2 separate regions of the Homo sapiens genome follow, and region 1 is linked to region 2. Evidence: chromatin loops called from intact Hi-C (ENCODE). Cell type or tissue: upper lobe of right lung. All regions are shown on one strand. Links, peaks and the distances in the headings refer to the core of each region. The heading gives the core; the rest is flanking DNA.

Region 1 (15,956 bases), core at 6,994-9,493, 60 kb after region 2:
GAATATCCTGCGGAGCACTGATCAGAGTAGGCATGTTACTCAATCAAGGCTGGGAAACAGCCTCCTGAGAGAATGGAAAAGTGCCTGACATTCACATATAGAAGATACAGACATAAAGATATAAAAAGGCCTAAGCCAAATTTCTAGAGAGGAAAACTACAATGTATTAGATAAAAAATACACTTGATGGGACTAACCACAGAATAGAAACCGCAGAAGAAAAGATTAGTGAACTTAAAGACACAGTAACAGAAACTACCAAAAATGAAACACAAAGAGAGAAAAAAAGAACAGAAAATCAGTGATATGGGGCAGGTTTAGGTAGGGTGAAATATGTGTAATTAGATTTCATGACGGTGAGGAGAGAGAAGGGGGAACGGAAAATATATCTGAAGAAAGATGAATAAAAAATTTCCAAATTTCATGAAACCAACAAACCCATGGATTAAAGAATTTCAATGAATCCCAAGCACAAGAAACATGAATAAAACTATATACCAAAGCACAACAGAACAAATTGTTCAACACTAGTATTAAGAGAAAATCTTAAGCAAACCCAGAGCAAAAAACACACAGAGGAATAAAGATAACAACACATTTCTTACTGGAAACAACGCAAACAACAAGTCAGGGAAGCAATGTCTTTAAAGTGCTTAAAGGAGAAAAAGGACCCTGCCATTCCAGCAGAAATATATTTGTACAGCAAAATATACTTCAAAATGAAAGCAAAATACTTTCCCAGACATACCAAAGCTGAAATAATTCATCATCAGAAGACTTGTGCTACAAGGAATGTAAAAGGAAGTCCTCCAGCCAGAAGAAAAAATGATACCAAAATGGAAATCCAGATCTATACAAAGAATGAAGAGCCCTGGAAATGATAGCTACATGGATAAATATACAAGAGGTTTTTTTCTTATTATTTAAATTCCTTTAAAAGATAATTATTAAGATGAAAATAATAAGATGTGGATTTTTTTAACACATGCAAAAGTGTCTGAAAACAATACCACAAAGGTTGGGAATGGAAAAACGAAAGTATCCTGTTGTAAGGTTCTTTTACTATATGTGAAGTAGTATAATATCACTTGAAGGGAGATCGTGGTAAGAATGCATACTATAAACCCTAAAAACCACCACCAAATTAACAAAAGTTACAGCTCAAAAGTCAAGAAGGAGTCAAAATGGAATCATCAAACACACCCAATTAAGGCAAAAGCAGTAAGAAAATGAGGAAAAAGTGAACAAAGAACATATGAAACACGTAGAAAATAAGTAGCAAGATGAAATTTAAACCTAATAATATCAATAATCACAATAAATGTAAATGGTCTAAGTACCTCAGTGAAAAGGCAGAGATTGTCCATGGTGGGAGAGAGAAGCAAGATCCAAACATATAAATATATATAAATATATGTCTATAAGAAACATATTTTTAAGATAAAGTACTTTAATATAAAGGGATAGAAGATACACTGTGCTAACACTAATCAAAAGAAAGTTGAGGAGGTTATATTAATCTCAAAACAAATTTCAGAACAAACACTATTACCAGAAATAAAGAGGGTCATCATATAATGGTAAAGGAGGTCGGTTTATTAAGATAAACCAACAATCCTACATTTTTATGCATCTAATCACAGAGCTACAAAATACAGGAAGTAAAAACTCTAAAAAAGGGGAAGAAATAGATAATGTACAATTATAACTAAGAGATTTTCAATCCTGCCTCTCAATAACTGATAGACCAAGTAGAAGATCGGTAAGAATATAAAAGAAAATAAATAGTATAATCAAACAACTTGGCCTAATCAACATTTACAGATCACTCTACCCCAAAGTGGCAGATTCACATTCTTTCAAGTTTTGTGGAACACTTATAAAGATAGATCATATTCTGGTCCATAAAACCAAGTCTAATAAATTTAAAAGGACTGAAGTCATTAAATGAAACTAAAAAACCAACAACAGAAAGATCTCTGTAAAATCCCTAGTATTTTGAAACTAAATAGCAGACTTCTAAATAACCCAAGGGACAAAGTATTTTAATATAAGTGAAAATGAAAACATATCATAATTTTTAAATGCTACAAAAGCAGTAAAAAGGGTCTTAAAACAATGACCTCAACTAGCACCTTAAAAAACTACAAAAAGATGGGCAATTGAAACACCAGGTAAGCGGAAAAAAAAGAAATAATTAAAATCAGAGTAAAAATTATTGAAATATAAAACAAAAGACAAAAATCACTGAACCTAAAAGTTGGCACTTAGAGACAAACAGAATTGAAAAACTTCCAGCTAGACTGATCAGAAAAAAACAACCAAGAGAAGATACAAATCATCAATATAAGGGATAAGACGATATCATTAGAGATATCACAGATATTAAAATGAATATTCTGAATGCTTTTATGCCAATATATTAGACAAATTAGATGAAATGGACAAATTCCCTGAAAGACAAATTACTGAAGCTTACTCAAGAAAAAAGATAAAAACAGATAACATGAATAGCCCTAAATCTATTATAGAAAAATAAATTGTAGTTAGAATTTTCTTACAAAGCAAACTTCAGGCCCAATGGTTTCACTGGTGAATTTAACCATATATTTAAAGAAATAATACCAAATCCAAACAAACTCTTCCAGAAAACTGAAGAGAAAGAAATGCACCCCAACTCATTTTATGCCTGACAAAGACATTAAACTAAAATGATAGCCCAATATCCCTACAGACAAATATAAATACAAAAATTCTAAATGAAATTTTAGCAAACTGAATCCAACAATATATAAAAAGAATAGCACATAATAACCATATAACGTTTATCCCAAGATGCAAAGTTGGTTTAATTTTTTTTTAACGTCACCACTAGCAAACTGAAAAATGAACTAAATGCTCATCTCATTTTTTGTTGTTGTTGTTTCAGATGGGGTCTCACTACATTGCCCAGGATGGCCTCAAACTCCAGGGCTCAAGTGATCCTCCTGCCTTAGTTCCCAAGTAGCTGGGACTATAGGCCTAAGTCACTGCAATGACAACAGTCATCTAAGAGCAGAAAAAAAGCATCAGACAAAATCCAGCATACATTCTTGATTAAAAACGCTGAGTAAGCTATAAATAGAAAAAAAAAATGTCTTGAGCTGATAAAGACATCTGTAAAAAACCTACAGCAGCCAGATATGGTGGATCATTCCTATAATCTCAGCACTTTGGGAGACTGAGGCAGGCGGGTTGCTTGAGGCCAGGAGTTCAAGACCAATCTGGGCAACATAGGAAGACATTGTCTCTATAAAAAATTTAAAAATGAACCAGGCATGGTGGCATGCACCTGTAGTCCCAGCTACTCAGGAGGCTGAGACAGGAGGATCACTTGGGCCCAGGAGTTTCAGGTTACAATGAGCTATGATCACGTTACTGCACTCCAGCCTGGGTGAAAGAGTGAGACCTTGTCTCTAAAACAAAAAACAGCAATAAAAAATCCTACAGCCAACATCATACCTAATGGTGAAAGACTGAATGTGTTCCCCCAAGATGACATGTAAGAGAAGGATGTCTGCTGTCATCACTTCTACTCAACATTGTACTGGAGGTCCTAACCAGTGCAATAAGGATGTAGAACTGATGAGTGGACTATAAAATTGCTATGGAAATACAAAAAGGACCTAAGCAGCCAAGACAACTTTGAAAAAGTACAAAGTTGGAAGACTAACTCTACCTGACCTCAAAACTTATAATAAAACTATAGTAATCATGACAATGTAATACTGGCCTTTAGACAAAGAGATTAAAGGCAAACAACAGAGTCCAGAAACAGACCCACATGTATATATACATGCCAGCTGATTTTTGACAAGGGCACAAGGCAATTCCATGAAGAAATGAGGAACCTTTCACTAAATGGTGCTAAATCAACTGGATATCTTACATGCCAAAAAATGAACTTCAGTTCATCCTTCATACCCTACACAAACATGAACTCAAGTGAAATATAGTCTTAAATGTAAAAACTGCAACTGTAAAATTTCCAAGAATATAAGAAGAAATCTTTGTAGTACTGACTTAGGCAAATATTTCTTAGACATAATATCAAAAGCATGATCCATCAAAGAAAATTTCTATAAATTAGATTTTGTCAAAATTAAAATTATGTGGTTTGCGTAAGACACTATGAAGAGAATTAAAAGACAAGCCACTGATTGGGAGAAAGCATTTTTCAAATCATATATCTGATAAAGGATCTGTATCTAGAAAATATAAATAACTCTCAAAACCCAGTAATAAGATGTTAAACAACTCAGTAAAAATGTGCATAAGTTTTGAACAGTTTATTGAAGAAGGCACAGGGATGGCAAATCAGCATGTGAAAGGGCATTCAACTTCATTAGTCATCAGAGCAATGCAAATTAAAAGCACAATGGAATATCACTAAACACCTGCTAAAATTTCTAAAGCAACCGCTCGTACTGCGTGCCGGCATATAAGTGACAGAACTACAACTCCCGCACACTAGTGGTGGTAATGTGAAAATGGTACAACCATTTTGGAAAACAGGTTAATAGTTTTCTAAAAAGTTCAACATACACCTATCTTAGGATTCAGCCATTCCACTCCTAGGTATCTACTAAAGAGAAATGGAAGTAAGCGCCCAAAGATTTGTACAGAAATGTTCTCAGCAGCTTTATAATATTAAAAGACTGGAGACAACCTAAATATCCATCAATATTTCAAGGGAAAAACAAATTGTGGTTTATCCACCCAGTGCAATGCTACTTAGCAATGAAAAGGAATGAACTATGGATAAACCCAACAACATAGATCAATCTCCAAGTGATTAAACTGAGTGAAATAAGCTAGACCAAAACGGTGCAAACCTTATGATGACATTTATGTAAAATCCCAGAAAATGCAAACTCATCTATATAGACAGATGGTACATACTGGGGATGGGAATGGGGATCGGGGAGAGGGAGGGATTATGAAGGAGTACTAAGACAATTTTGAAGTGGATTAAGTATACTCATTATCTTTATTGTGGTGATGGTTGCACAGACCTAAACATAGGCCAAAATGTATCAAATTGTATACTTTAAATATGCAGTTTATCATATGCCAATTATACCTCAATAAAGTTGTGAAAAGACACTAAAGATAATTTAAAAATAAAAAAAATTGTTCTCATTAAAAAAATAACATTTGCTCACTATGGACAATTCCAAAAATTCACACAAACCTTAGAAAATTAAAGCTATAAAACCCAGAGACAGCCAATATATATTTTGTAGTTCTTAAGCAGATATGTTCAGTAGAATCAGATATGAAGCTTTAAACAATAAGCACATTGAATCCTACCTCTGAGATTCTGATTGGGTAGGTTTTGGGCAGCACCCTGGCCACTGTCTCATAATTCTGCCTTTCTGTTCCAAGTTATCTGAGACTTATCTGACTTCACCATCCCCCTGCCCTCATCAGAGCAAAAGCTCCATGAGGAAGAGGTTTTGTTTGTCCTGTGCACTGCAAAATCCCAACACCCAGAACCATGCCCACTGCACACTCAAAAAATACTGAATATTTTCTAGACCTTCAAATTAATATTTGATTTCAGCACTTACTAAATAACATACTAATAAGATTTATCATTACTTATTTCTCTTGTTTTCTAAATTGTTTCTTTCAGTTGTTCTGTTTTCTCATATAGATCTTTCTCTTTTGTGTTATTTTCCTCATAAGTTTGATAATCCAAGTTTGTAAGTAAAATACTTTTATTCAATACAAGTAGCTGGCATGGTTTCTTCTGCTTGTTTCTTTGATGTGCATTCAATTCTGCAGAAGGTCTGAAGGAAAACAATCAGCCAAGATCATGTCCTCATGCCAAGAACTCAGAGCTCCAACACCGTCCTTCCCTGGTTGTCGGGGTGGTCAGGTGTGCCCTAACCACACACAGGGCTGGGCTGGCCTCATCACAGGCACTGGTAGGAGCCTCATGTCTTCCTGAGGTCACTGTTCCTGCATTTACTGATTGCTGCTGGGGTGGTTTTTACCACACGCTCAGGTTTCTCCTGTGGCACAGTTTTGCCAGTGGAACTGAGGTCATCCATCTTACCAGCACACCTGCCCTACCTCCAGCACCTGCCTGCATGTTCTGAGTTCCTGCAGGTCCCTGAGCTGTCACTCTGTAGAGGCGGCAGCCCCAGGAGCATGTTCAAGGTCACACCCTTCAAGCAGACAGAATCAGGAAGGATTTCTTTTGTGGGGGAATGGCTAGAAGAGAGGGTGTCCATTTAAACTGCTGGGGAATCTCTGACCATAATGGAATTGAATCTTTCATAAACAAATGGATAACGCTTATATTATCTTCCTTTGCAATTCCACTACTTCTCATCAAAATAAAGGATTACTGTTGAATGATACTTAAACCTTAGAATTACAATATTTTTCACTAAAACTAAATGATTAACAAAAAATATAAGATCCCAATAGTACAAAATATTTTTTATATTTTAAGTTAAATCAAGTCCCATCTTGAAACAAAAATGGAGGAAACAAGGAAAAAAGAAAATAGCCCGAGCTTCCAATACTAACCATACGCTTTTTCTGGGGCAGAAAGCCCCTAAATGGTCATAAGCGCATACGTCTACGAGTCCCTGAGGCCAGTGCAGTGTGGGGGCTGACGTGAGTGAGATGCTTATCTTTCCAGCCTGCAAAGAGGGAACTAGGGTAATGAGTTAATCCCAGGCCGCGGTACAGAAACCAATAAAAGCAAGAACAACTTGGCTGGTAACGAGAATCCCTCTGTTGTTGTAAATTAAGTGTGCTGAATCAGAACTTTTAAAGCAAAAACACAGAGAAACTGTGAATTGGCCTAATAACTGCTACAATTAAAAAACTCAGAAGAGCTGGCATTGATGTTTTTTCTTATTTCTACCCTAAAGGTATTTTCCAATAGGTTCCTCATACAGTAGGGTAATCAAAAATGAATAATATACATAATGATTAATGGATATTTTAGGGTTATTATGGGTTCATGTTATAGAAACTATCAGACATTCATTAGTGGATCAAGGAAAATGTGTACTTACAATCTCGACTGAAAGTGGCCTTTATTCTGCAAATAAGAAAGAGTCAAGACCTGGGCATAAGTTACAGTATAAGGAAAACTGTGCACAGCACCCCCAGTGAGGATGATACAGGCCATGCAACACAGGAGGGAGCCTCTGAGCCCCTCTGGGTCCAAAACCAACCTGCCATTTAAGCTGAGAGCAGAGCACCTTTGAGCCTTTCATTGTGATCGTCTTAAGGGCAGCCCTTGAGCTGACAGAGAAATAAACACAAGCCATTAGAATCCGTACAGAGCAAGATGGCTGGGTTCTCCTGACCCTTCCAGCCCACTCCCCAGGGCTGCTCTCAGGCTTTCTCTGCCAGCTCGGAAGTGCCTTGTCCTGGTTGTCCACTAACCCCAGCCAGGTGCTGAGGGCTTTACACAGAGGACCTCTGGCCACATAACAGTCCTTTCTCAAAGGAGACCTCAGGGTTTTAGAACACCAGCTGTGGAAGGAGCCTCAGAGCTGTGGTCCTGAGTGAGGTGGGCTCATGTCCAGAGAGCTGCATGGGCAGGAGATGCTAACTGGATGTAGATGAAGGGGAGCAGCCGGGGGAGTGGGGCTGAGAGGCTCACAGTGATCCTGCCAGCTCCTCCTTTTCCTGAAGCAGCTCCTGGGGGAGCCCCAAGGCACTCTCGTGCACTGTCTTCGTCCATGGGAGGCAAGGCTTGGGGTGGTGAAAGGTGGGATGTGGGTTCAAGCTGTACTTGTCCTAGGGACAGTGGAATATGGCTGTGAGCTGCAAGCCTCGTGGTGTCTGCCGGCTGCGGCTGCTTCCACTGTGAAGGGTGACGGCAGGCCCGGCCCACAGGGCTGCGGCGTGGATTCAGGGAAGCATGTAAGAATCTGGCTCCTGACTTGAGCACATGCATGCCCGGGAGATGGCCTGAGGACGGCAGTCAGTGAAGTGTAACTATTATTATTTTTAAAAACCTTCAAAAGTGTCATTGATACAATAGGTAATGGTAACTGTACTGTAGCATTACAGTCATCTGCACAGAGAATTTAAAAACAAGCAAACTGCACTCCGTAGGATCTCGAGTTTAGAAGACACCTGGAGATCACGTGGGTTAATCCTTTCAGCCAGATCCCCTATCACCGTGTCCGTAACAACAGTGTCCATCCAATTCCAACCTGAACTCTTCCAGTCAGGGGAGCTCAATTCCTTTCAGGAAACTTTTCTAGACAGTTCCAATCACTAGAAAGTTGTTCTCTCAGTATGCAAAAGGAGAACTGAAAACCCAACAGACATGAGGAACCCCAAATGCAGCCACTGAAAACCCAACAGAGATGACGAGCCCCAAATGGAGTCACTCTCCCAGAAAGGAGAACTAGAGCAAGAGACGGAGCCGTGTGGCGGCCGTGGTGCAGGGAAGTGGGCCAGGCATGAGCTCCCGGGGAGCCTGCTCCGCGGGGAAAACAGTTCACTCCTGAGATGGTGACAGAAGTCAGGCATTCTCTTAGAATGCAGTACAGTCAAAAAAGCACATCAGATGAGAGGAGAGACACTGGTCACAGGCCTGTGAGTTCTGCTCAGCAGCATTTTCAGGGACAACAGAGAGGGCAGAGAAGATGCTTCTAGCAGAAGTGACAGGACAGAAGGAAACTTCTCAGAAGTGAAGACTCAACAATCCAGATCAGAGGGTTCAGGGTAGTAAGTAGGAAAGAAACTCAAACAAACTAACCACACACCTAGGCTTAATCTGTTGAAATTCCTGAATTTTAGGGAAAATAGATAAATGTAACGCTACAGGAGAGAAAACAAGGAGGTACCTTCTAGAAAGGAAAGAAACTCAAACTGGCTCTGTGACAAAGGGTGACCATGGAGGGGTGGCATGGAGGTCTTGACGTGTCCTTGGGGTAGGGCAGAGCCCAGACATCCACAGTCCCCAGTCCACCTGGCACACAGGCAAGGGCCAGGTAACATCAAGATCCAGGGCCCCACCCACACAGGACTTTTCTCCAAAAACCAAACAAAAACAACCAACCAAGAAATCACCCTGTCACCCCAATTAAGGATATATTCCAGCAAAGTGAAAAATAAATCTGGATGTGGAGTTAAGGGCAGGAGCACTGGCTACAGAAAACTGGTTAGAAGAGAAACCAGGAGCTCTTACGGCTTCATCTAAACAATTGTTGATCATGAGGCTATGTGACTCATTACGAAAGGCTTTTAAAAAAAAAGCACGATAAAATGAGTTTCTAAAACTCAAGATGATGTCATCAGAATCTAGGAAGATGAGGATGGGAAGAGTGTGGAATAAAAATGAGCCCAATATTTCAGCTTTTCCCAAGTTTGGATCTTTACAAATATTAATTCTTGATGCCAACATTTTTTCAAAGTGATTTAAACATATTTGTTTTAAAAAATTGGGGTAACCACTGGTCAGAATAGAAATAAGATTTAGAACTTCCCACCAGTCGGAAGAAAGGGGAAAGACAATTTAATCGGTCCAGCAAAAGCAAAGGGGAGGAAAACAGAAAGTAAAATGGAAAGAAAAATTGTCAGATGAAAAGAATGATTCTGTACTTGGAGCCAAGCTTGGTGGTCGTTCTCTTCTACAATGACTCATGGCACGTTCACTCCTCCTAGAAACCAGGGCAAGGAGGAAACTCACATTACTGACACCTCTTTCCCACAACCCCGGTGCCTGCTCTTACCTGGAGAATACGCATACACACACACACACACTCTCTCTCTCATACACTCATGTGAGCGTGCACACACACATGCACACACACTCATACACACACGCACTCATGCACACACTCACATGCACTCACACACACACACACGCACACATACACACACACACTTTCCACACTCTCACAGTGATGTTCCTTCTCTCTCACTCCAGCCAGGGCCTCATTAAACCAGCTTCCCTTGCTCTTCCTGCCCATAATGTCAAATGGTCTCGGGTGGATAGCAGCTCAGCAGGCACCTGCCTTCTTCCTGCCACACACCTGGGCCTGCTGCCAGCCCCCTTGGGTCCCTGTGCTGTCCTCCCAGAGATACCTAAATGCAAGCTCTTCACAAGGACCCTACCCCATCATGTAGCCTTGTTTGTTAACGTTTCGTGCCAACATTCAACATGAAAACCAGCAGGATAGGAAGCCTTGTCTGCAAACCCCGGAGCAGGCTGTCTGTCAACAAGGTCCCCAGAGCCATCGCATGCGGCATTTGGGCACCCTGCTCCTTCTTCTTGGTTTATCTTAGTGAGCGTTGGACAACAAACTGGGCCAGCTGAGGAGCTCACACTCAGGAGATCAATGGACATAAATAAGAAGCTGGAATTGTCCTGAAACTTGCAAGTGCTGGATGTGAAACTCATTTGAGAGAAAGTCTGAGAAAGCTCGAGAGACTTCCTCTTCCACAGTGCTAAGCAAGGGTACCAAGTGTGTATACCCACAAAGGCAAAAGTGTCACAGCTTGGCACCAAGAACCTTTCTGAAAGTAAAACTAGTGTTCAGGCTGAAATGAAAATTAAATTCTTCTCACTTTAATCCTGACAGCATTATCTTTTTAAAAGAAAGCAACACCCTATCCCTACATTTTTACTTTGATTTGCTCCCAGTTTCAGGTAATCTTTTCTTTGTATTCATTTATGTCCATTTTTGTTCCTCCCTAAAGACACTACAATTCACTAGGCGCTGTCATACCGCGCTCTCTTTTTAACACGGGAATGACCTTTATAATAAAATGTGAGGTGACAAAGTGTAACAAACACGACGTGAGCTGTGATGCACAGTGCAGGTGCACAGCAAGGGGGCCAATGTCCTGGTAGCTCCTCTGTCCAGGTCACTTGTCAAATGTAAGACTTTTCTTTTAATGAAGTTTTGAGAGCTTTGCTTTGGGACCCATTTTTAAAGAGTGTGACCTCCCAAATCTATTAAGACATCAACATTTGCCTCTCCAGATTTTTCTTGTTTGGTTCCTTTTGTCTCCAGTAACACCCACAGCATTACTTGCCTTCGGCTTCAATTCTGAAGCAGAAGCCTCTGCCCTCCCATCCTGCTCCACCCTGTGGCTCACCTAATGTCCTGCTACGCTGTCCTGCTGATTCACAGGAGTCCTCGTCTAAAGGTGTCTTCTCCAAAGCTACTTGCTTTGCTGATCTGAACTCTCTTCAGGGAAACAACAACAAAAACCCATTTCCAAAATAAAGCATTTACCAAAAATAAGATATTTCAAATAGTTTGCATTTTGAAATAGACTTTGGTGCTAGAGTGACATTGTTTATTGGCTCAGATTTGAGTTAAGGTTCTGCCTCCTGGAGCTTGAGTGGTGTCCTTTTATTTTCATAGGACAGTGGCACATTTGTCCAGAAGGATTGCAAGGGGTGCCTGGTCCATCCCTGCCACTGGGCGTATGAAGAACCCGAGACACAGAAGCTTCCAAGGAGGCAGAGCTGACGCAGGGGCAGCCTCATGGCTCCAACCCAGGCTCTCTCTGCTGCTGCTGAATCAGCTCGGCACAGCCCCCTGCAGCGGGGACCAGGGGAGGGGTTTGGTAATGTGCTTTAGGCTATCAAGATTAGAGATAACGGAGGCCAGGCACGGTGGCTCACGCCTGTAATCCTAGCACTTTGAGAGGCTGAGGTGGACAGATCACCTGAGGTCAGGAATTCAAGACCAGCCTGGTCAACATGGTGAAACCCCGTCTCTACTAAAAATACAAAAATTAGCTGGCTGTGGTGGCACACGCCTGTAATCCCAGCTACTTGGGAGGCTGAGGCAGGACAATTGCTTGAACCTGGGAAGTGGAGGCTGCAGTGAGCCAAGATCACGCCACTGCACTCCAGCCTGGGCAATAGAGCAAGACTCTGTCTCAAAAAAAAAAAAAAAAAAAAAAAAAAAAAAAGACCAGAGAAGATATTGAGGAGGAAAGGATAAACAGCAGCATCAGTAACTTTGAAGTCTCTATCTTGCAGACACTATCTTTCAAGGTCTTTTAACAGATATAGATGCTTTTCACATAAGTGAAATATGATAAAAATACACTGACTTTTATAAATGAGCTCTACTTTCAATATCTTAGAAAATTTCTTTAGCAAAATGATTCTGTCTTTGCAGATTTTAGTTACGGATGAGATATTGCTTAGACAGCGCTATTCAACAAGGCCCTAATTAACAACTATTTTTGAGTATCACCTATGTGTCCCATATTCCACATGCAATGTTTTAAGTATCTATGCATATAAAAGATGAGTGACAGCTAAAATTAAAGCACTCTTTGCTCAAGTACAGAAGACAGAGAGCAAAGAGGGAAATTTTCTGAATCATGAGAAATTCACACACCAATACACAACAAAATACTTCAAAAGACATTGATGCTACAATTTCAACCTACCTACCATCAAGTTTTATCTATTTTGTTTTTCTTAAAACACAATGGTTAAGTTACGGAACTGTAAAATTTAATTAAAGACAACTGTTTTTCCCCATCCCTGCCTCCTTCATGTGCTCTGACAGGCATGCTTTCAAATAAAATTCCACACTGCTTTTTCTCAAATTAAAGGCGTGCTAGTTGCCAGGCACTAGAAAACAAGGCAGCACAAACACAAGCACACACACACCCCAAAATAAACGTGTTTCAGGTTAGGATTATGGTTTTAGTTTTGAGCTTTTAAAAAAGTAGTGAAATTATATGTTTAAAAAGATAAAAATACCTTAACTGTGTCCTTTTAAATAAAGGTGAGCTTAGAAGTTAGGACCTTTGAATTCAAAAGCTCCTGTTCACTTTACTGTTAGCCACTGAAATTCTAAAAAAAGAAAAAAGAAAACCAGCAATGAAGGGAATCGAGGGTAGGTGCAGACACCAGGGAGACAGCCTCTGCCTGCCATTGGCACCCCTGGTTCCACCTGTCACCATCTCTCGGAGCCAACAGGGCCTCTCCAGGGAGCCCAGGGCAGGCTCTAGGCAGCTCACCGCTGTGGACACCCTGGTGGCTCTAAGACAGCGTAAACGTCCCGGAGACCTGGCTCAGGGTTAGTCTGGGAAAGCCAATGCTGACATAATTTTCAGTGTCTGTTGAGTCTCTGCTGCTGAGACAGGAATGAATACAGTGCCTGAGTGAGAGGAAAACAGACAGGTGCCCAGCCCAGTCATAATTTCATTCTTTTCATTTTTCATTTCTTTCTTTCTTTCTTTCTTTCTTTTAAAGACAGGGTCTCACTCTGTTGTCCAGGCTGGAGTGCAGTGGTACAATCTTGGCTTACTGCAACCTTGACCTCCTGGGCTCAGGTGATCCTCCCACCTCAGCCTCCCAAGTAGCTGGGACCACAGGCATGCCCCACCTCATCTGGCTGATTTTTTTGTATTTTTTGTAGAGATGGGGTTTTGCCATTTTTCTCAGGCTGGTCTTGAACTTCTGGGCTCAAGCAATCCACTAGGCCTTGGCCTCCCAAAGTGTTGGGATGACAGGTGTGAACCCATCAATTCTTCTATGAATGGCTAGGTTTGTGATTGGTAAAGGAGATTAATCTTACAGAGAGACTCACTTAAAAGGCCCTAGAGACAAGGCCCGGAGAGCCTCAGAAACATCACCTTGGGTCTCTTTAGAAGGACTCTGATGTTCTTTTGATAGCCACAGAGCAGCTCAGGTGGTGTTTTTTTCATTCATGAGGATGAAAACATTGCAAAATCAAGACAGAGATTAAATCAGCACACTCTAGAGATACTTGCCACTGAGCAAAGGCTTGTTGAGGGTGTAGAGAGGTGGCAGGTCCTCTATGTTGGAGATCCGCTGGTACATGGCCCTGGAAAGGTGGTCCCCGTGGTAAAGGCTGCCCAGGATGATGCTCGAGAAGTAAATGGGCTCCACGAAAATGCTGAGCAGGGATCCCTGGATGCCCACCACGTTCCAGCTGGAGGGAGAAGAAAGCACAGTCTTCAGGGAGCTCGGACTCAGTGTCGACGCAGCCCAGCCCAAGCCTGCGTGGTTACAGGGATGCACTGGCAATTCCGCAGGATCCCAACCAACTGACGAAGGAGTGCAACAAAAAGTTAACAGACTGATTTAGCAGCTTACGATCACAAAGACAAAAATCTACTTAAAAGTTATTTTACACTGTGTTTGTTTTTACCATTACGTTTTCCCACAATCAATGAGCCACATATGTTTCTTGTGAGAAATCTGTGGGAAATATCAGAAAGGAAATTACATATTTAATTATAGCAGGTCCCCTTATCTGAGGTTTCACTTTCAGAGGTTTCAGTTACTCACTGTCAACCGTGATCTGAAGATATTAAATGAAAAATTCCAGAAATAAACACTTCCAGACTTTCAACTGTATGCCGTTCTGAGGAGTGTGGTGCGATCTTGTGCTGTCCAGCCCGGGATGTGAACCATCCACGTTGCAGATGCCGCTGGCCCATTAGCAGTCGCCTTGGTGATAAGATTGATGGCCACAGCATCACTGTGCTTGTGTTCAAGTCACTCTTATTTTATTATTAGTGACTGTTAATTTCTTACTGTGTCTAATCATAAATTAAACTTTATATAGGAAGGTACTTACAGGAAAAATACCAGCACGTACAGGGTTCAGTACTATCTACAGTTTCAGGAGTCTACTGGGGGTCTTGAGACACATCTACGGAGAAGCGGGGACCACTATACTTCTTAAAAAAGGACAGCTCTTCAAGAGGTCCTTCAAAACATTAAACTGCTTATTTCCTGTTCTCTGCAAGTGACAATGGCACTGAATGCACAGGCAGGTAGGGTGTGGGGATTTACAGCGACTGCACGTGTGCAGCTGACATGCATGACACCAATGATGCATGCCAATGGCAACTTAGGTATTCATTATCAGCTCCAACACACACATGCCTTCACAATATGCCTGTTCTCTCTTTCTGAGCCCCACAAAGAGCAGAGATGCTCTGCTCAGCCTGGGAGTTGCTGTGTCTGGAGCACCCTTTGCTGGGCGCTACATACACAGGGTGTGAAGTACCTGGGGGGAGATACAGCTCAGGAGCTAAACAATAATGCAATAAAAAGACAAATGAAGAACTATAAATTGAGGTAAAATCAATTTGGGAGAAAGGGCGGGGTTCTGTGAAAAAGAAAAAGGGGTGTATGTACTTGAAGGAATGCTCCTGGGGTGACCCTGAAGCTTAGCCCCAAAGGAGGGGGCTGTGAGGCTGAGGGAGGAACGCATGTCCCAGCCTGGGGGGCAGGGGACACAGGACAGCAGCAAGGGCAGCCAGGGCAGAGGGGCAGGGCAGGGGCCCCTAAGCAGCCAGGAGCTTGATGAGGGAGGGGGCGGTATTCAGATGGCAGAGAGAGGCCTCTGGAGTGGCCCAATCTAATTTCATGGAGTGTCTCAGGGGAGGGGCTGGCGCATGCGCATTTTACGAAGTGGCGTCAGCAGTGTGGCACGCGCTGCAGGGTTACACGCTCAGCAGTGTGGCACACGCTGCAGGGGAAGACGCTCAGCACAGTGTGGCACAGGCTGCAAGGGAAGACGCTCAGCACAGTGTGGCACGCGCTGCAGGGTTAGACGCTCAGCACAGTGTGGCATGCGCTTCAGGGGAAGACGCTCAGCACAGTGTGGCACAGGCTGCAGGGGAAGACGCTCAGCACAGTGTGGCACAGGCTGCAGGGGAAGATGCTCAGCACAGTGTGGCACGCGCTGCAGGGTTAGACGCTCAGCACAGTGTGGCACGCACTGCAGGGGAAGATGCTCAGCACACGCTGCAGGGGAAGACGCTCAGCAGTACAGGTCAGAAATGAAGGTCGACTGGGCAGTGTGGGGACAGGGAGGCCAGGGCAGATGAGAAACATTCGGGCTTAGATCTGCGGATGTGGCAGGACTTGAGACTGGAGGAGGCTGACGCCCAGACTGGAACCAGCC
Region 2 (15,956 bases), core at 6,180-8,679:
CCGTGGACACAGCAGGCCTGCTGACGTGTTCACCAGGGCAGCAGCTTGTAAAGCCGGAACCTGCCTGCAGGAGACACAGTCCCTGCTCACGTGGGACTTTGTGCAGGTCAGTCCCACCCCGTTTGGCAAAGCAGGATGTGCTAACCGCCTAAGCTAGAAGTCGAGTTGGGGAGAGACTGAGGGGAAGGAGCTGCACACAGTTGTGCCAGCCAGGGGCAACGGCCAGCTGAGCCCAGTGTGTGCCGCAGCTTCCCACGGCAGGGGCTGGCAGAGCCGGCAGGGGTGGGCGGCTTGCCCTGCGTTGGCTTCATGCAGGAGACCCTCCAAGAGCCTCCACCGTGGATGGCGCTGCTTCTCAGGCGACCGTGGATGACGTGTCTGAGGGGCTTGTTCCAGCTGCGGGGGTGGGTGGTGGCAGCGACAGGAGAACCCGCTCCGGGAGGGCTGCGTGGCGGGCGGGCGTGTTCTCAGCCGAGCCGTCGCCGTTTCCACAGACCCGTCGCAGCATGGTGTTTGCCAGGCACCTGCGGGAGGTGGGAGACGAGTTCAGGAGCAGACATCTCAACTCCACGGACGACGCAGACAGGATCCCCTTCCAGGAGGACTGGATGAAGATGAAGGTAGCCCCCCTCCCTTTTGTTAATTAGAGAAAAGGTAAAGTCTCTCTGGAGATGCCCCACACTCAGGCCTTCCATGTAAAGTCACAGCAGGGTTGGCGTGTCTGTGGGCGTGGATGCCTCGGCGCCTCTCTGGAATGTGAGTCACAGTAATGACCTGCTCTCGGGAGGCGCCGGGACCCTGGGGCCCTCGTCATGTGCAGACTCAGGGAGTCACTCGGCCTGGCTTTACCTTTAGTAACACGGGCAGTCATGGCAGGCCCAGCGGACTCAAAGGTGTTCTCAGAGCGCGGCAAGGCCAGGAGCGCGGAAGCAGGAGCTCGAGGTGGTCAGAGGCACGTTCGGCCTTTTTCCCTCTTGACTTGATTGATAAAGAGAAAAAAGCAGCGTTCACCTGGACTCACCCAAAAGCACCATCAGTGCTGTTTTGGTCTAGAATCATCCTTTTCTTATTCTTTGTATATATTTTTAAGTGTTTTCTGAAAGTTTGAGTTTTTCTGTGATGTAATTTCAACAAATGTGTTGCTTTTTCAACTTGATATTGTTTTTAAGCATTTTCAGTGTCTGTTTTTAGCGTTTTTTAAACAAAACTTTCATAGAAGTGCCATTTTACTCGCTTGTTCTTTATGGGGTATTTGAGCTATTTCCAAGTGGAATAGCATTCATTGTTCCAGCAATAATTAAGTTACTTGGACAGTTTTTACTGGGGAAAAAATATAGAAGATTTTTTTTCATTTTTATCCCACTTGTGTTTCTTTTCAGTGTTTTTTTTTTATTCTTTTTAATTTTATTTTTAATTTTATTTAATTAATTTGTTTTTGTTTTCGTTTTGAGACAGAGTCTCACTCTGTCGCCCAGGCCGGAGTGCAGTGACACGATCTCAGCTCACTGCAACCTCTGCCTCCCGGGTTCAAGCAATTCTCCTGCCTCAGCCTCCCGAGTAGCTGGGATCACAGGCGCGTGCCACCGCACCCGGCTAATTTTTGTATTTTGAGTACAGACAGGATTTTCCCATGTTGGCCAGGCTGGTCTCAAACTCCTGACCTCAAGTAATCCACCCGCCTTGGCCTCCCAGAGTGCTGGGATTACAGGCGTGAGCCACTGTGCCTGGCTTATTTTATCATTTTTTTTTTTTAGCCTTAATCATTTTTGGGGAGCAGGTGGTGTTTGGTTACATGGATAAAGTGGTAGTTTCTGAGATTTTGGTACACCCATCACCCGAGCAGTGTACACTGTCCCCAATGTGTAGTCTTTTATCCCTCACCCCCTCCACTCTTCCCCTCGAGTCCCCAAAGTCCATTGTGTCATTCTTATGCCTTTACATCCTCATAGCTTAGTTCCCGTGAGAACATACAATATTTGGTTTTCCATTCCTGAGTTACTTCACTTAGAATAATGGTCTCCAGCTCCATCCAGGTTGCTGCAAATGCATTCATTTCGTTCCTTGTTATGGCTGATGTACCACATTTTCTTTATCCACTCATTGGTCAATGGGCATTCAGGCCGGTTCCATGTTTTTGCAGCTGTGGATTGTGCTGCTATAAACATGCATATGCAAGTGTCTTTTTCATATAGTGGCTTCTTTTCCTCTGGGTAGATACCCAGCAGTGGGATTGCTGGATCAAATGGTAGTTCTACTTTTAGCTCTTTAAGGAATCTCCACACTGTTTTCCACAATGGTTGTACTAGTTGACATTCCCACCAGGAGTGTCGCAGTATCCCTTTCACTGCATCCGTGCCGACATCCATTATTTTTGGGTTTTTAAATTATGGCCATTCTTGCAGGAGTAAGGTAGTATCCTGTTGTGGTTTTCATTTGCATTTCCCTGATCATTAGTGAAGTTAAGCATTTTTTCATACGTTTGTTGGCCATTTGTGTATCTTGAGAATTGTCTATTCCTGTCCCTAGCCTATGTTTTGATGGGATTATTTGTTTTTTCATGCTGATCTGTTTCATTTCCTTGTAGATTCTGGATATTAGTCCTTGGTCGGATGCAAAGTGTGCAAGTATTTCCTCCCACTCTGGGAGCTGTTCGCTGATTGTTTCTTTTGCCGTGCAGAAGCTTTTTAGTTTAATTATGCCCTATCTATTAATGTTTGTTTTTGTTGCATTTGCTTTGGGTTCTTGGTCAGGAACTCTTTGCCTAAGCCAGTGTCTAGAAGAGTTTTTCTGATGTTATCGTCTAGAATTTTTATGATTTCAGGTCTTAGATTTAAGTCTTTAATCCACCTTGAGTTGATGATCCAGTTTCATTCTTCTACATGTGGGCTGCCAATATCCCCACACCATTTTTGAATAGAATGTCCTTTCCCCACTTTATGTTTTTGTTTGCTTTGTCGAAGATCAGTTGGCTGTAAGTATTTGGCTTTATTTCTGGGTTCTCTTCTGCTCCACTGGTCTAGGTACCTATTTTTATAGCGGTACCATGCTGTTTTGGTAACTATAGCCTTGTAGGATAGTTTGAAGTTGAGTATTGTGTACTTCCAGATTTGTACTTTTTGCTTAGTAGTTTTGCTTTGGCTATGTAGGCTCTGTTTTGGTTCCATATGAATTTTAGGTTTTTGTTTTTTCTAGTTCTGTGAAGAATGATGATGGCATTTTGATGGGAATTGCACTGATAGATTGCTTTTGTAGTATGGTCATTTTCACAATATTGATTCTACCCATCCATGAGCATGGGATGTATTTCCATTAGTTTTTGTTGTCTATGAATTCTTTCAGCAGTGTTTTGTAATTTTCCTTGTAGAGATCAAGTTTTGTGGGTTTTTTTGGTTGTTTTTGTTTGTTTGTTTGTTTGCAGCTGTTGTAAAAGGAGTTGAGTTCTTGGTTTGATTCTCAGCTTGGTTGTTGTTGGTGTGTAGCAGTGCTACTGAGTTGTGTACATTGATTTTGTGTCCTGAAACTTTACTGAATTCATTTATCAGATCTGGGAGCTTTTTGGATGAGTCTTTAGGGTTTCCTAGGTATACAATTATATCATCAGTGAACAGTGACAGTTTGACTTCCTCTTTACTGATTTGGATGCCGTTTATTTCTTTCTCTTGTCTGATTGCCCTGACTAGGACTTCTAGTACTATGTTGAATAGAAGTGGTGAGAGTGGGCATCCTTGTCTTGCTCCAGTTCTCAGGGTGAATGCTTTCAACTTTTCCCCCGTCAGTATAATGTTGGCTTTGGATTTGTCATAGATGACTTTTATTATCTTGAGGTATGTCCCTTCTATGCCACCTTTGCTGAGGGTTTTAATCTTAAAGCAATGCCGGATTTTGTCAAATGCCTCTTCTGCATCTATTGAAATGATCATATGATTTTTGTTTTTAGTGCTGTTTAGGTGGTGTGTCACATTTGTTGACTTGGATATGTTAAACCATCCCTGCATCCCTGGTATGATACCCATTTGATCATGTTGTGTTATCTTTTTGATATGTTGTTGGATTCGGTTAGCTAGTATTTTGTTAAGGATTTTTGCATCTATGTTCATCAGGGATATTGGTCTGTTGATTTATGGAGGATTCCCTCTTTCTCTGTCTTTTGGAATAGTTTCAGTAGAATTGATACCACTTCTTCTTTCAGTGTCTGATTTCAGCTGTGAATTCATTGGGTCCTGGACTTTTTTTGTTGGCAATTTTTAAATTACTGTCTCAATCTCACTACTTGTTATTGGTCTGTTCAGAGTTTATATTTCTTCCTGGTCTATATCTAGAAGGGTTGTGTATTTCCAGGAATTTATCCTCTTGATTTTCCAGTTTGTGCGCATAAAAGTGTTCATAGTAGCCTTGGATGATTATTTTGTGTTTCTATGGTATCGACTGTAATATCTCCCGTTTTGTTTCTAATTGACCTTATTTGGATCTTCTCTCTTCTTCATTAATCTCACTAATGGTCTATCAATGTTGTTTATCTTTTCAGAGAACCAGCTTATTGTTTCATTTAACTTTTGTATTTTTTTGTCTGTTCATTTCAATTTCATTTAGTTCTGCTCTCATCTTGGTGGTTTTCTTCTGCTGGGTTTGGGTTTGTCCTTGTTTCTCTCATTCCTTGAGGTATGACCTTAGATTGTCTGTGCTCTTTCAGATTTTTTGATGTAAGCATTTAATGCTGTGAATTTTCCTCTTGGCACCACTTTTGCTGTGTCCCAGGGGTTTTGATAAGTTATGTCAGTGTTATTGTTCAGTTCAAAGAATTTTTAAATTTCCATCTTAATTTCATTGTTGACCCAAAGATCAGGAGCAGATTATTTAATTTCCATGTGTTTGTATAGTTTTGAGGGTTCCTTTTGGATTTAATTTCCAGTTTTACTCCACTGTGGTCTGAGAGGGTACTTGACATAATTTTGATTTTCTTAAATTTATTGAGGCTTGTTTTGTGGCCAATCATATGGTTTATCTTGGATAACGTTCCATATGCTTACGAACAGAATGTATATTCTGCAGCTGTTGCGTAGAATGTTCTGTAAATATTTTAGTCCACTTGTTCCAGGGTATAGTTTGAGTCTATTGTTTCTTTGTTGGCTTTCTGTCTTGATGACCTGTCCAGTGCTGTCAGTGGAGTATTGAAGTCCCCACTTATGTTGTATTGCTGTCTATCTCATTTTTTAGGTCTAGTAGTAATTGTTTTATAAATTTGGTAGCTCCAGTGTTAGGTGCATGTATAATTAGGATTGTGGCATTCTCCCGTTGGACTGATCCTTTTATCATTATATAATGTTCCTCCATCTTTTTTAACTGTTGTTGCTTTAAAGTCTGTTTTGTCTGATATAAGAATACTACTGTACTCGCTTTTGGTGTCCATTTGCATGGAGTATCTTTTTCCACCCCTTTACCTTAAGTTTGTGTGAGTCCTTATGTGTTAGGTCAGTCTCTTGAAGACTTTTGCCTCACAGCTTTCAGGTGGATTTTTTTCCATTCTGCCATTCTGTTTCTCTTAAGTGGAGTCTCTAAGCCATTTACATTCAACTTTGGTATTGAGGTGTGAGGTACTGTATTCTATTCATCATACTAGTTGCTGCCTGAATACTCTGTTTTCTTTCTTTTTCATTGCGTTGTTTTATATGCCCTGTGAGATTTATGCTTTAAGAAGGTTCTATTTTGGCGTATTTTGAGGTTTTGTTTCAAGATTTAGAACTTCTTTAACATTTCTTGTAGAGCTGGCTTTGGGAGTGGTGAATTCTCTCAGCATTTGTTTGTCTGAAAAAGATGATCTCTCCTTCATTTATGAAGCTTAGTTTTGCTGGATATAAAATTCTTGGCTGATAATTACTTTGTTTGTGGAGGCTGAAGATAGGACCCCAGTCCCTTGTAGCTTGTAGGTTTCTGCTGAGAAATCTGCTGTGAATCTGATAGGTTTTCCTTTATAGGTTACCTGGTGCTTTTGGCTCACAGCTCTTAAGATTCTTTCCTTCATCTTGACTTTAGATAACCTGATGACTGTGTGCCTAGGAGATGATCTTTTTGTGATGAATTGCCCAGGTATTCTTTGAGCTTCCTGTATTTGGATGTCTAGATCTCTAGCAAGACCAGGTAAGTTTTCCTCAATTATTCCCTCAAATAAGTTTTCCAAACTTTTAGATTACTCTTCTTCCTCAGGAACACCAATTATCCTTAGGTTTGGTTGTTTAACATAATTCCAAATTTCTTGGAGGCTTTGTTCATTTTTTTTACTATTCTTTTTTCTTGTTTGTTGGATTGGGCTAATTTGAAAACCTTGTCTTCGAGCTCTGAAGCTCTTTCTTCTCCTGTTCTAGTCTATTATTGAAACTTTCCAGTGTATTTCGTTTCTTTAAGTGTGTCTTTCATTTCCAGAAGTTGCAATTGTTTTTCCTTTAAGATACCTAGTTATCTGGAGCATTTTTCATCCATATTGTTGTTGTTGTTTTTTTTTTAATTTCTTTAAGTTGGTTTTCACCTTTGTCTGGTATGTCCTTGAGTAGCTTAATAATGAACCTTCGGAATTCTTTATCTGGCAATTGAGAGATTTCTTCCTGGTTTGGATCCATTGCTGGGGAGCTACTATGATCTTTTGGGGGTACTATAGAACCTTGTTTTGTCATATTATCACAATTGCTTTTCTGCCTGCTTCTCATTTGGGCAGACTACTTCAGTGGAAAGATCTGGAACTCACGGGCTACTGTTCAGATTCTTTTATCCCACGGGGTGCTCTGTGGCGCTCTTCGCCTTCCCCTAGGGATGGGGCTCCCTGAGAGCTGGGCTGCAGTGATTGTTATTGCTCTTCTGGGTCTAGCCACCCAGTGGGGCTACCAGGCCCTGGGATGCTGCTGGGGAATGTCTGCGGAGAGTCCTGTGCTGTGATCCGTCTTCGGGTCTCCCAGCCATGGGTTCCAGCACCTGCTCTGCTGGAGGTGGCGGGGGAGTGAAGTGGACTCTGGGGGGGTCCTTGGTTGTAGTTTTGTTGAGTGCACTGGCTTTCTCGAATGCTGGTTATGCTGCAGTGAAGTTGTCACGTGGACAGACTCGGGACCTGTGGACAGCCAGGAGGTTGCAGGTGGTGGGATTAGCTGTTGCTTTCTCCTTCCTTGGAGCAGGGTTGTTGGTTAGAATTTGCTGTAGCCATTTGCGTTGGTGGCCTCCAGCCAGGAGGTGGCACTGTCAAGAGGGCAGCAGAGCATTCTGGCTCCCGGGGAGTTTGCAGCTGTGAGCTGCTTTGTCCACAGGATCCGTGAACTCTTTGTGGCACGTCCCTGCGGTGGTTCTCGGAGGAAAAGTTCACAGCGTGAGCCTCCACATGCTGTTCTCTTTTTAAATATTTTTCTTTACCTCAGATAAAATGATTTCTGGTAATTAATACTGCTTCACTGTCTTCTTAGAAAGACATCTGGTCGCCCCCGAGATTCCACCTGAATCCCTTAGACAGCCCTGGAGCCACCCCGTGGAGGAGGCCACATGGAAAGGGTCATCCCTCTGCGTCTCGAGTCCCACCCGGTGCCCAGGATGAGCCCCGAGCCCGCCTGTCAGCTTCTGCATTTCCTTGTGGTTCTTTGCTAGGTCAAGCTGGGCTCCGCGCTAGGGGGCCCCTACCTGGGAGTCCACCTGAGAAGAAAAGATTTCATCTGGGGTCACAGACAGGATGTACCCAGTCTGGAAGGGGCCGTGAGGAAGATCCGCAGCCTCATGAAGACCCACCGGCTGGACAAGGTGTTTGTGGCCACAGATGCCGTCAGAAAGGGTATGGAGCTTCAATGCTTTCGTTTCTTTCCTTTCTTTTAATTTATTTTTTTTATTGATAATTCTTGGGTGTTTCTCACAGACGGGGATTTTGGCAGGGTCATGGAACAATAGTGGAGGGAAGGTCAGCAGATAAACAAGTGAACAAAGGTCTCTGGTTTTCCTAGGCAGAGGACCCTGCGGCCTTCCGCAGTGTTTGTGTCCCTGATTACTTGAGATTAGGGATTGGTGATGACTCTTAACGAGCATGCTGCCTTCAAGCGTCTGTTTAACAAAGCACATCTTGTACCGCCCTTAATCCATTTAACCCTGAGTGGACACAGCACATGTTTCAGAGAGCACAGGGTTGGGGGTAAGGTCACAGATCAACAGGATCCCAAGGCAGAAGAATTTTTCTTAGTGCAGAACAAAATGAAAAGTCTCCCATGTCTACTTCTTTCTACACAGACACGGCAACCATCCGATTTCTCAATCTTTTCCCCACCTTTCCCGCCTTTCTATTCCACAAAGCCGCCATTGTCATCCTGGCCTGTTCTCAATGAGCTGTTGGGTACCCCTCCCAGACGGGGTGGTGGCCGGGCAGAGGGGCTCTTCACTTCCCAGTAGGGGCGGCCGGGCAGAGGCGCCCCTCACCTCCCGGACGGGGCGGCTGGCCGGGCGGGGGGCTGACCCCCCCACCTCCCTCCCAGACGGGGCGGCTGGCCGGGCAGAGGGGCTCTTCACTTCCCAGTAGGGGCGGCCGGGCAGAGGCGCCCCTCACCTCCCGGACGGGGCGGCTGGCCAGGCGGGGGGCTGACCCCCCCACCTCCCTCCCAGACGGGGCGGCTGGCCGGGCAGAGGGGCTCTTTGCTTCCCAGTAGGGGCGGCCGGGCAGAGGCGCCCCTCACCTCCCGGACGGGGCGGCTGGCCAGGCGGGGGGCTGACCCCCCCACCTCCCTCCCGGACGGGGCGGCTGGCCGCCCGGGGTGCTGACCCCCCCACCTCCCTCCCGGACGGGGCGGCTGGCCGGGCGGAGGGCTGACCCCCCCACCTCCCTCCCGGACGGGGTGGCTGCCGGGCGGAGACGCTCCTCACTTCCCAGATGGGGTGGCTGCCGGGCGGAGAGGCTCCTCACTTCTCAGACGGGGCGGCCGGGCAGAGACGCTCCTCACCTCCCAGACGGGGTCGTGGCCAGGCAGAGGCGCTCCTCACATCCCAGATGGGGCGGCGGGGCAGAGGCGCTCCCCACATCTCAGACGATGGGCGGCTGGGCAGAGACGCTCCTCACTTCCTAGATGTGATGGCGGCCGGAAAGAGGTGCTCCTCACTTCCTAGATGGGATGGCGGCCGGGCGGAGATGCTCCTCACTTTCCAGACTGGGCAGCCAGGCAGAGGGGCTCCTCACATCCCAGACGATGGGCGGCCAGGCAGAGACACTCCTCACTTCCCAGATGGGGTGGCGGCCGGGCAGAGGCTGCAATCTTGGCACTTTGGGAGGCCAAGGCAGGCGGCTGGGAGGTGTAGGTTGTAGCGAGCCGAGATCACGCCACTGCACTCCAGCCTGGGCACCATCGAGCACTGAGTGAACGAGACTCCGTCTGCAATCCCAGCACCTCGGGAGGCCGAGGCTGGCGGATCACTCGCGGTTAGGGGCTGGAGACCGGCCCGGCCAACACAGCGAAACCCCGTCTCCACCAAAACCAGTCAGGCGTGGTGGCGCGTGCCTGCAATCGCAGGCACTCGGCAGGCTGAGGCAGGAGAACCAGGCAGGGAGGTTGCAGTGAGCCGAGATGGCAGCAGCACAGTCCAGCTTTGGCTCCGCATGAGAGGGAGACCGTGGAAAGAGAGGGAGACCGTGGGGAGAGGGAGAGGGAGAAGGAGAGGGAGAGGGAGCACGTTTCTTTCCTTTCTTCTTGATCCCTGGTTCTGTTCTGGGTAGACCTGGAACTACCCAGATCCATGAAGATCTGCATGATCTTCAACTGTAATTCCTGGGAGGGTAAAGCTGAGTTGTGTGTCTGCACCTTTGGAGCCAGTTCCTAACGAATTAACCAGAAGCCAAGTACGCATGTCTGTCTGCTAAAGAGTCACGTATCTGTCCTTACTGGAGGATCCCGGTTCAAAGGGTCTCTCCTTCTACTTTGCAGAATATGAAGAGCTAAAAAAGCTGTTACCCGAGATGGTGAGGTTTGAACCCACGTGGGAGGAGCTGGAGCTCTACAAGGACGGAGGCGTTGCGATTATTGACCAGTGGATCTGCGCACACGCCAGGTGCCTGCCCACGTCACTGTCGGCCGAGAGCGGGTCGGGTGGCTTTCAAAGGTTCTTCTGTCCCAAGTACTCGGTGTCAGAGCAGATGGTCGCCTGTGTTCACAGTGGTCATTTCCATACTGTTTGCCTCCTCGTCTGAGTCTCCTGTAGCATCTGGTTCAGTGTTTCCCTGGGCTGAAGTTAATTGTTCATCTTGCCCCTTTAGTTCTCATGCACAGAATTCCTCCATAGCAGGCTGTTGGCATAGCTGGCCTCGTCTCAGAACCTCTTCTTGTGTCGCATTTTCCCATCATTCCCGGTTTCTGCCCCTGTCTGCCCCCTGCCCTGAGAGTTGCCCGTGCCCTGGACTTGGGCATGTCCTTGTTGCTGTGTTGTTGAGCATCCGTGAGCGTCCCCGAGGCCGGGAGCGTGGGCCCTCGTGTGATCATTCTCGTGGGGCTGCCATGAGCGTCCCCAAGGCTGGGAGCATGGGCCCTCGTGTGATCGTTCTTGTGGGGCTGCCGTGAGCGTCCCCGAGGCCGGGAGCGTGGGCCCTCGTGTGATCATTCTCGTGGGGCTGCCGTGAGCGTCCCAGAGGCCGGGAGCGTGGGCCCTGCGTGCAGTCATTCCTCTGGGGTTGCTGTGGGAGGTACGCCTGGGCCTCTGTTCCTCCAAAGACCTGCCTGCCCATCTGCATAGGAGATGAAGGCTGGGGTTAGGGTGAAACGGTTTGAGTTAAATGGAAAATGAAAGTAGAGGGAATGATCTTCCCCGTGGTTAGCACTGTGCACACGCGTGCGTCTCTGTGGGTTAGTCTGTCTCTCTCCTGCCCGAGGAATGCTGAGCGCCCTGAGCCGGTGCCTCTTCACACATCTGCTATTTCCTGTGGTGTTCTGGGCATGGTGTGTAAGACCCACAGAGGCTCCGGGTGATGCTGTCTGCTGGGTGTGGGTCCCTTTCCCTGTTAAGCAGACAGGATGCAGCGCTGACTTCTTAGGTCAGGGCGGAGGTGTGCAGGAGCCCAGTTACGAACTCACCCCTGCTTCTCAGGTGTGGCCTTGGGATTTTGACTGCGACCTTGGCGGTGCTGTCTCCGCAGCCCAGGAAGCCTGCTGTGGGGAGGCTTCGCACTGAGCTCTCAGCCTCCTGCCCTCAGCTGCGCGAAGCGCTCGGCCCAGCTCACTGAAGCTGCCCTGCCTCCGGGCCGGCGCGGCCTGCTCTGGCAGGCCCCTGTGTGTGGGGTGGTGAGGGTCTCCCCACCAGTGCTGCACCCCGCAGCAGCATACAGGCCTGTGTGGCCTGCTGGCCCTGTGGCTCTGTGTACAGCGCTGTGCATGTTACATTTGCTCTGGAAACATCTCTGGGGTTTGCTTGTTCACGAAGTTCATGAAGTGCCGCTGGAGAGCCAGAGACCAGCTGCGCAGGAGCCGGAGGAACGGGCAGGCCGCTGACCTGAGGTCTGGAGAAACCCCTGGAGAAGGGTGTCCCCACCAGCCCATACAGCGTGTGTGTGGAGGGGGCCTTGACCTCCGTGATGTCTACTGTGCCTCAGGATAAGGACCCGCCATGCCCTGGCTAGACAGTGTGTGGTTAGTAGGAATCTCTCATTGTTCACCATGTGACCCCCAGGAGGTATTCGACCTGCACTGGCGTGCCTGGCCTGGGATTTGGTGACGGAGAGGAGGGCTCCCAGGGGGACATGCGGTGGGACAGGAGCGTGGCGGCTGCTGACTGTGGGGTGTGGATGGGGCTGCAGCACCAGGCAGAGCCCCTCAGGGCGCCGATGTCGAGGGCACCTGAGCGAGGGGTGCCAGCAAGGGGGCGGCCGGCTGGTGGGTGCTCGGGGGACGGCCGTGTTGGTTCCATGTAACTGTGGAACTCATTTCACTCAGCTGCTCCTCTCAGTTCTCCCTGACTCTGGAACCTCTGTGACGCCAGTTCTCCCTGACTCTGGAACCTCTGTGATCCTTTGCAGGTTTTTTATTGGCACCTCAGTCTCAACATTTTCTTTTCGGATTCATGAGGAAAGAGAAATCCTGGGGTTGGACCCCAAGACGACGTACAACAGGTTCTGCGGAGACCAAGAGAAGGCGTGTGAGCAACCCACCCACTGGAAGATCACCTACTGAGGAGGATCCTCCAGGGCCGCTCCCCGGACCCGACAGGCGCGGGTGGATGCAGGTTCTGTCGCCGTGGAGTCACCGTCTACTGCCAGCCGGGAGCTGGGCGGACAGGACCGTCCCTCGCAGGGTCCCAGGCCCAGAAGAGGCCCCACGCCTCTAGAGCTGGGCTCCGTCCTCGGCGTTGCCAGCCGCCATGGCTGATGAAGAGGCTCCGCTGCTCTCGGGGGTGGCGGTTGTTTTCAGGCAGCGTCTGTGAACCCACAGCTCGGTTGCCAGCAGTGCCCGCGTGGTGACCCAGAAGCAGGAGTGTTTGTCAGGCTCCCGCTCTGGCCTTTCCAGCCACCTTTCATGTCTTCATATTTTAAGTGCATTGAGGATAGATGCAGGCGGGTGAGCTGCCCTCCGTCAGGTGGACCCGGGCTGACATTTCCCTGGGAGCTGGTGCAAGGAGAAGCGTCATTTTAAATGTCTGCAGAGCGACCAGGGGCCTCATGAATCTCTCCGTTGCCCTCCGCGCAGCAGGAGGCTGCCTGTGTGTTTCCTCCTGGGATGCGTGCAAGGCAGACCTGGTGCTGCAAAGGAAAGGGCCTGAGGCCTCAGGGAGCCCCGTGGAGGGATGACAGTTCAGGCCCTACTGCTGGCACGTCAGAGCACTGGGAAGTTTTTCAGTGACGTCTCTGGGGCACTCAGTGGATTGTCTGTAGGAAACTTGCAGCTCTGCTCCTCACACCAGGCCCGGCTGGCCACCCACCCTCGCCCCCACTGGCCACCCCTCCCTCGCCCCGACTGCCCCGCCCCACCCTCACCCCGACTGCCCCGCCCTCGCCCGGCTGGCCGTCCCTGCCCTCGCCCCGGCTGGCAGGTGCACATGGGGCCTCCAGGTCTGCCATTCGCTATTGAGAACTAGAAATGAGGAAGGACAGTTACGCTAACTCCAAAAGGCTGTCTAGGATGAGCTGCTTTATCAGGGAGCTCCTTGTACCCATTTTACAGAAATCATTTTTAGGTCTTTGTGCCACCACCACGAGGGGCATCTGCAAAGAGGGCAACGCTAGACACAGAATCCGTGGAAGGTGCAGCAGTGCCTCAGGGGTCCTCAGGGTCAGGGAGCCCCCCTCACCCTCTTGGCCCGTTACCCTTTGTGACTTTCCACCATGGTGTCGTGTGACCCTCAGTCAGGTTGGTGGGGGCTGAGTCCTCACTGAGCAGCCACTTTCCACATCTGCTAGAGGAACAGTGACATGGACACCTGTGACAGAGAGAGGACAGTTAGGAGGGACAGACAGCTCTTCCTTTCGGAGCCTGGCTAGTCTAGGACATCACCTTGCTGTGTCTTCTCAAGCTTTTAAAATTGACCCTGAACGTGTGACAGGGTCCTATGGTGTTACTCAAAGCTGTGCAGGGTAAATGATGACATATTTATTCTTTTTCCATTTGTTCTAGAAACAGTGCCTTTTTCATCAGTTGCATTTTCCAGGCTGAGAGCTGTATAAAACATTTTGGACTGTGACCATGTACCTTCCTTTTTAAGAAAAATAAACTGCTTTATGGAAGTTGGTAGCTGTGGAGTGTAGACTCATTAGACTCATTTCCTGCCACACAGCGGAAGGTGGAAGAACCTTTTCGGATCTCCCAGAAAGCGGATGGTGACCAGGCATGGAGGAACAGGGTAGGGGCCGCTCCTGCTGGCCTGCGAGTGCTGTGGCATCTACATCAGGACACCACTTCTGCCAGAGCCCCTGGGCCCCCAGTGTGGCCTGGGTGTGCTCAAGGGGCCCTGTAAGTCCTCGTCATCAACAGCAGCCAGCCCTCCTCTGTTCATTAGACTGCTGGGAGGCCTCTTTGGGGAAAGAATCCCTCAGGTGTAAAACTGCCAGGTTTTTAGGCACATAGGAGATGGCAGTATGGCCTTTGGGAGTTTAATTGTGGTGGGAAAAGACCAGCCAGTGAGAAGATTGTGTGGTAGGTGCTGGTAAATGCTGCAGAACTCGCGTGGAGAAAGCCTGGAGGTGGTGGGAGGTTGGGAGGGGCTCAGGAAGGCTGGGGGGGCTATAACTCGCAATGGCCGGGAACAATGAATACAGAGGCCCCCAGGGCTCATACGGCCAAGGCGGAGAGAAGCTGGTGTCCCAGATGGAGCAGCTGGGCCACTGATGCATCAGGAGGATCTGTGCGTAGGAGGGCCGCTGCAGGGTCTGAGCAGCGTAGGGTGTGATGTGGCCACTGTGCAGGGAATAGCCTGGAAGCCGGAGGCTGGTGAGGAGGCTGTTGCGTGGTCCGGGTGAGACGCAATGGTCAAGAGTGTTGAAAAACTTTATGCTGGACGTGGTGGCTCACACCTGTAATCCCAGCACTTTGGGAGGTCAAGGCGGTTGGATTGCTTTAGGTCAGGAGTTCGAGACCAGCCCAGCCAACGTGAAATCCCGTCTCTACTAAAAAGAAAAAATAAATAAAAAAAAAATTAGCCTAGTGGGCGTGGTGGTGCATGTGTGTAATCCCAGCTACTTGGGAGGCTGGGGCAGGAGAATCACTTGAATCCGGGAGGCGGAGGTTGCCATGAGCTGAGATTGTGCCACTGCACTCGTCTGGGCAACAGAGTGAGACTCCTCTGTCTCAAAAAAAGAAAAACTTTAGAGTTTATTTGAACAAAGAACAGTTCATGAATTGCACTCAGAACCGGGAGAGGTTCAGCGAGCTCCACTCAGCAGCACGGGCAGGCAGCACTTACAGACAGAACACGGAAGTGAGACACGGAAACAGCCTGATTGGCTACGGCTGGGCGTCTGCCACCTGTGGGTGTGGTCTGACCCACTGGCAGCTTATGACAGACTCAGCTACTTGTTACAAAATAGACTTATTAGGTTGAGTTTGTTTACATGCTTCGTTAGGTTGCAATTCACTAGGCAGAAATGCAAAGAATGGAGGCAGCTTTAGGCCAAATTTAATTTAACAAGAGGACCTGAGTGCCTGCGGTATCCCTGGAAGGAGTTGCTGGGTCTGAACATCAGGAAGGTGGGGCTGGGAGCCCAGGTGGACCCCAAGGGGTTGTCTTAGCTGCTGCAAGGATGATGGAACCCGCTCCCTTTTTTAAGCTAATGGTCTTTTGTTGCAGGAAGAAAAGATGGACTTGCAACTTGGAATGGATGTAAATCATAGTGTTTTCAGCACTGTTGGTAGTGCTGAAGTCCACAGCCACAGCCTGTTCTGCCAGCTCCAAGTCATGGTTCCAAAGGTTTTAAAAACAGTCCAAAGATGTTCCCTTGATAAAGGTTTCATTTTTAAAGTTTGTGTGAATGGTGGCAGCCTGACCCTGTTTCACTCCAGTGCAATGCAGATGACACCAAGCCAACACGCAGAGGCATGGCCGGAGTGTTGTCACTGTGAGTTGGGGCGCACACAAGCACAGGGGGCCGTCGTGTGGTGAGCTGGGCCCAGTGGCTCACCCTTCACCCTTTCTCCACACGTCTTCCTGAAGTAGACCAAGTGTGTGTTTTCAGTAAGCAGCTGTGACTGTACTAACACATTGAGTTAGAACCATTTGAATAGGTTTTGAATCTGCTTTTTCATTGTTCACTTTTAATAGTATTAAGCATTTATTTGGGAAACAAAGGATTGTAATTTGGGTAAGCTGAGTCACGGTGGCCCTGAGTAGTGTCCTAGAAAGCAAACACGAGAGTTTTGGTTTTTCTCTTTGAGACGGAGTCTCACTCTGTTGCCCAGGCTGGAGTGCAGTGGCGTGATCTCAGCTCACTGCAACCTCCATCTCCTGGGTTCAAGCGATTCTCCTGCCTCAGCCTCCTGAGTAGC

Evidence for each region. Peaks named below come from ENCODE experiments on the same cell type or tissue, not always from the same donor. Only the 100,000 strongest peaks of a DNase experiment are listed, where the experiment ranks them.
Region 1: it touches region 2 in a loop (5-fold over the local background); 2 of 110 quality-filtered maps call a loop at or near these places.

The regions. Positions count from the first base shown.
Region 1 is chr21:45,202,566-45,218,521 of GRCh38, reverse strand. ADARB1 (adenosine deaminase RNA specific B1) reads right to left here. Exons shown (of 11, transcript NM_001112.4): 9 at 13,786-13,967. Among named protein-coding and RNA genes, the nearest start is that of LINC00334, 24 kb to the left of the region's middle. RefSeq lists enhancers at 11,063-11,562, 15,078-15,695. In upper lobe of right lung, for the core only: no CTCF peak of the experiment used is centred there; a DNase peak (open chromatin) is centred at 8,471.
Region 2 is chr21:45,261,681-45,277,636 of GRCh38, reverse strand. POFUT2 (protein O-fucosyltransferase 2) reads left to right here. Exons shown (of 9, transcript NM_133635.6): 6 at 495-620; 7 at 7,618-7,798; 8 at 9,924-10,047; 9 at 12,002-13,702. The coding sequence ends at 12,155. Among named protein-coding and RNA genes, the nearest start is that of POFUT2, 18 kb to the left of the region's middle. In upper lobe of right lung, for the core only: a CTCF peak has its summit at 7,225 (motif pointing right); no DNase peak of the experiment used is centred there.